Regions from separate parts of the Homo sapiens genome. Here region 1 is linked to region 2. A link is an interaction called in ENCODE POLR2A ChIA-PET data of the cell type or tissue named here. Cell type or tissue: Caco-2. All regions are shown on one strand.

The links. Peaks named below come from ENCODE experiments on the same cell type or tissue, not always from the same donor. Only the 100,000 strongest peaks of a DNase experiment are listed, where the experiment ranks them.
Region 1: POLR2A ChIA-PET joins it to region 2 with 9 read pairs; 2 of 35 experiments call an interaction of 5 or more read pairs at or near these places.

Annotation. Positions count from the first base shown.
Region 1 is chr5:81,434,041-81,436,540 of GRCh38, forward strand. All of the region lies in intron 15 of SSBP2 (single stranded DNA binding protein 2), which reads right to left. Among named protein-coding and RNA genes, the nearest start is that of ACOT12, 41 kb to the left of the region's middle. In Caco-2, no CTCF peak of the experiment used is centred here; a DNase peak (open chromatin) is centred at 991.
Region 2 is chr5:81,343,492-81,345,991 of GRCh38, forward strand. ACOT12 (acyl-CoA thioesterase 12) reads right to left here. Exons shown (of 15, transcript NM_130767.3): 7 at 2,394-2,500; 8 at 1,400-1,550; 9 at 669-724; 10 at 327-390. Among named protein-coding and RNA genes, the nearest start is that of ZCCHC9, 43 kb to the left of the region's middle. In Caco-2, no CTCF peak of the experiment used is centred here; no DNase peak of the experiment used is centred here.

The DNA.
Region 1 (2,500 bases), 91 kb after region 2:
ACTAAAATCTTTATGTTACAGCTAAGCAAACTATGCCTATGAGAGATTAAGTAACGTGTCCCTGCAACTTGTAAGTACTATAGTAGCATCAGGCTTTCTGATTCTCAATTCAGTACTCTTTATTTATCTTACATATAAAATGGATAAAATGGAGTATCTATGCAATAAAAAGTAGAAAAACAATTGAAGTAGTACTTATACACAACATTTAAAATGGAGTAAATTTTTTTTTTAAAAATATGTGATACTGGTGCTTGACAAAATACAGATTTAACTGGAGAACTATAGAGCTGTGGCTAGAGACCTAAGAGGGACTTTGAAAATTACCAGGCGATGGCCGGGCGCAGTGGCTCACACCTGTAATCCCAGAACTTTGAGAGGCCGAGGTGGATGGATCACCTGAGGTCAGGAGTTCCAGACCAGCCTGACAACATGGAGAAACTCCGTCTCTACAGGCACATGCCTGTAATCCCAGCTACTTGGCAGGCTGAGGCAGGAGAATCGTTTGAACCCAGGAGGCGGAGGTTGCGGTGAGCCGAGGAGATGGCACCATTGCACTCCAGCCTGGGCAACAAGAGCGAAACTCTTGACTCAAAAAAAAAAAAAAAAAAAAAAAAGACACAAAAAAGTAAGTGATAATGGTCAAGGCTGTCTTTTGATTCACAAACAAAATTACTCGAAAAAAACAGGATGGAAATGAATGATAATGAAATGATTCCAGGAAAACAAAAGGAAGAAGAAAGCTTCTTGAGATAGCTGAACATGTGTTGGAAAAGGAAGAAATGTGGGAAAAGCGAGTTAGTGACTGTGACTGTGTATACCTCGTAGTCAAAGACTGAAAAAATCAGTCTGGGAGTGGAAAGAGGCAGGGAGAGAAAGAATCTGGGGCAGGGGGTATACAATGTGCACGATGCTACTGATGCTCTTAAGAGAAAAAGTGACTATGGTGCAACAGGCACTAATGGTACTATCACCCAGGGGTCGGCCAGCTTAGAGCCCAGAGCCAATGAACCTGGAGTAGAGGTGGTGTAGAAATGAGATGCGTAGGAACTCATTTGAAGGCAGATTTAACTAGTCAATTCTAGCACATTGTTAAGTGGCATGTTTATGACTAGGGGGATAAATCTTATGTAATTTAAATGCATATTAACTTTGCTTTGTAAAAATTTTTATTTATCCAATTCGTTTGATCTCCTCGTTAAACTGAACTTCTTGAGGGCAGAGAACATATCTTGTTTATCTTTGGATTTTTAGAGCCCAGCATAATGCCTCAGTAGGCGTCAACATTTACTGAATGAAGGAACTCCTGCCTAAGAATAAACCACTTGAGGACAGAGATCGTGTTTGTTGTTAAGAAGACTTTTCTATGTCCCCATAGTGCAGAAGGCAATACCCAGCACACACAAGTACACACTGGATGGTCAGTTACTGCTTAGAGCACAAGCAATGCATCATTAGGCAAGAGAATGTTATGAGGAGTGGGCATGGTATGGTGGAAAAACTTGTATCCGAAAACAGGCATGGGAAAGTAAGCACAGAAGGAATAGCAACCGATCTGATATGAGGGCAGATTAGAAGATGGCATTTAATTAATCATTATGACTTTTTAAAAATTTTAAACTTTTATAAATTATAAAGTACTTTCCCATACAGAATTTTGTTTATATCTATCTTATGTAAAAGGTTTTAGGTAGTTAGTAAAAATTTTAGGGAGATGGCCTAAAACTATCTTGATGATCCTACTTTTCTGTAATTAAGAATCCATCTGTAGATACAAGAATATGCTTCTCAAATATGGCATCAGAAATTTCACTGGTGACCACAAAGCACAATTTGGCTAATTAAATTGTTAGAAATACCTGAGATGCTGGGTGCAGTGGGTCACGCCTGTAATCCCAGCACTCTGGGAGGCCGAGACGGGTAGATCACATGGGGTCAGGAGTTCGAGACCAGCCTGACCAATATGGTGAAACCCCATCTCTACTAAAAATACGAAAATTAGCAAGGCTTCGTGGTATGAGCCTTTAGTCCTAGCTACTCAGGAGGCTGAGATAGGAGAATTGCTTGAACCCGGGAAGGGGAGGTTGCAGTGGGCCGAGATTGCACCACTGCACTCTAGCATGGGCAACAGAGCAAGACTCCATCAAAAAAAAAAAAAAAAAAAAAAAAAGAGGTATCTGAGAGCCAACACAATCATGGTAATCTGACTTGCAAAGGCCCAGAGAGAAGGCTCTAATAAAGTTACATAGGCAATTTTGTTTTGAAAACAGGCCTCATAAATACCATTTCTCACAAAGGTAAGCTAGTACTCATTATAAATATTTATCTATTTTTAGAAAAAAAAAGACCTTTCTGATTTTTTGTAAACATGATTGTTTCTAAATATAGACATCCAAAATACATGTGGAGCTTGTGAGGCAAAGCAGCCAGGCAGTAGAGTTATAATGCCAGAATTCCAATTAAATATTTTTTAGAACTTGAAGTCTTAATTTAAAATGAT
Region 2 (2,500 bases):
TATTGTTTTTATAAAAATGCAAGCTGGTGGGCACAAGTCACGGTGAGATACCAGGTGGCACTGTGCCATGCTTCTGGAACATATCTGATGGCAGAGCATCCTGAGTCTGCAGTTTGGGAACTGTAAGAAGTCAAACAAGGCTAAACTGCCGATTGGTAAGCAGTAACTGATAGCCTGGTTTTGTTTCATCTTGACATGACTGGCTGATATAATCCACCTTTTCACATAGCCTGCGTAGGCACAGCCTAGGCCAGTTAGGCAAGCGGATTTCCATTTTTGTAATGATGAGACTTTTATATGAAGAGCTCCAAATCACAAAACATCACCTGCTTGCTGATATCCCAGTGTATGCAAAGTGGAACCTCTTCTTTGTGGGAAATAACATATTTTCTGGAAAAAAAAATTAAAGTGTTAAATGACAGTTTTTTTCTCTGCATTTAGCACACAACAATAACCATAATACTTTCTTGAACTTCTATCAGCCATGGATATCAGTGGAACAACGTGGAAGAACTATTTCCATAAGTCAGTAGTCAGCCTTTGCGGCCAGGAAACATCAGACCTTCTCTTTTTCCGTTACGTGGGAATAGAGACCCAGAGGGGGGCTCTTATATAATTTGTCAGATTAACGAAGACTCCATAAAATCATTACACCTTATGTTCCTTACCTGCCTAGGCGAATTCGCTTGCGTGCAATAGCTCCCCGATAGCGTCTGAAATCATCCTTTAATCAAAAACAAAGTAAAATCAATAAAATAAAATAAAATATCTACTATCTTAGTGCTATAATCCTTAAGTATCCTTCTCCTAAATCAGTCAAAAGGGCTAACTGAGATGTGGTGTCTCTCCATGAACTGACTTCATCAAGTCAGAGTCTCTGTGCTGAATCCACAAAGGGCAGTTGCACTGACAAAGGTGCAATCTTTGCAGCTATTTTCTTCCTTTTCTCAAAAGTGGAGATTATTAACATTCCTGTTACCAGAATTATACTTAATTCTCACTACAGAGTTTTTAGAAAAAATTAACATTGGCAATCAGGTAATTTAGGGATGAGGGAAAGATATGGTTTCCATGAACCTGGCACGTGGCACAGCATCAAGAGCTAGAGTTAAGGAAGTGAGAGAAGAGACCCAGAAACAGGACATAGAAGGTGACATCCTACCCACAGCAGTGTGTAGCCCGGTAGAGGTGAGGTCTTCAGGGCTTCCATCATTTGAACAAATGATCAGAGTGATCGGGGGGAAAAGGAAAAGAAAAAAGCCCACTTCACTTTGTGATGCTGAAAAGAGGGAAAACCAAAGGGAAAGAGCCAAAGAGGTTGTTGCCGGTGGGAGGAGATTCTAGGTAGAGCTCTCTATTCACAGGTCCGGCTATTGAACCTCGTGTGATAATAACTGACCTTTGAAATGGGTTGGATTCTGGGAAACGTGATGAGATTTTCCTTATCATCAGCAGCATTGTAAATGAGAAAAGCACTGTTGATGTGACGCCCTCGGCCCTCGGCCCATTCCTGACAGTCAAAGGCCTCCACGCGAACTCCAACTTCAACACTGTGAAGGGTGATGCAGGGCGGTGGGCAAAGAGGATCTTGACCCATCAGGCCCTCCTTGCACACCGCTGCCACCTCCTCGCCCACCGCTGCCACCTCCTCTAAGCAACAGGAGGATAAGGGCCTGGGTTTTCTTGTTTGTTATCAGCAAACCTGTGCAACTATTAAAATCCATTTTCAGGTCAATGGGCTGCTTTTTACAAGCCCCTAAGAGCATTTCCATTTTACTTCCCCACTTTCAAGTGGGAAAAAGGCCAGGAAGGGCTTTATATACATTCAAGAACATATTTTGGCAATGTGGGGGAGGGCTTAAATTATGCCAAAGTTAAGTTTTCTTCCCTAAAAACAATAATTCTGTAATTAAAAAATAAACACTGAAATTAGACAGGAAACACAGATATTCATTTTTACATTTAAAAAGAAAATAATACTAAATCAAATCTTTTCATTGTGTATCAAGAATAATAAAAATAACTGGGAAGTGGTTTGGATTTCATGGTGGTAATACCAGGTCCATTATGAGTTGATTGACCATCTAGTCACTGGGACTGAAAGGAAAAGTTAATAATTATGCAGGGATGACAGGTACAAACCAGGTCCTACTTGGGCCAATTGGGACATACGGCTACCCTTATAAGACAAAAACCAGTCCTTCACAATTTACTAATTGTGAAAAGGCCCCAAGCAGAACAAAGGGTTAAAAATATGTTCATGGATTTTGAAAATTGCATGAAAAAAATGGAATTTCACTAAAGTAGTTCCCATACTCACCTCCAGGCTGAAATTAAAAATTACATTTGTGCAAGTTTAAATTTCTTCATAGCAGCCTAAGGGCTCACTTTACCAGGTCTGAAATGTATTGTTGACAATGGCAGTGAAGACAAGACGATCTCCAACTGTAGATGGTCCCCGGAACTTAAACATATCTACGGACTTCAGAAAGGGATGAGC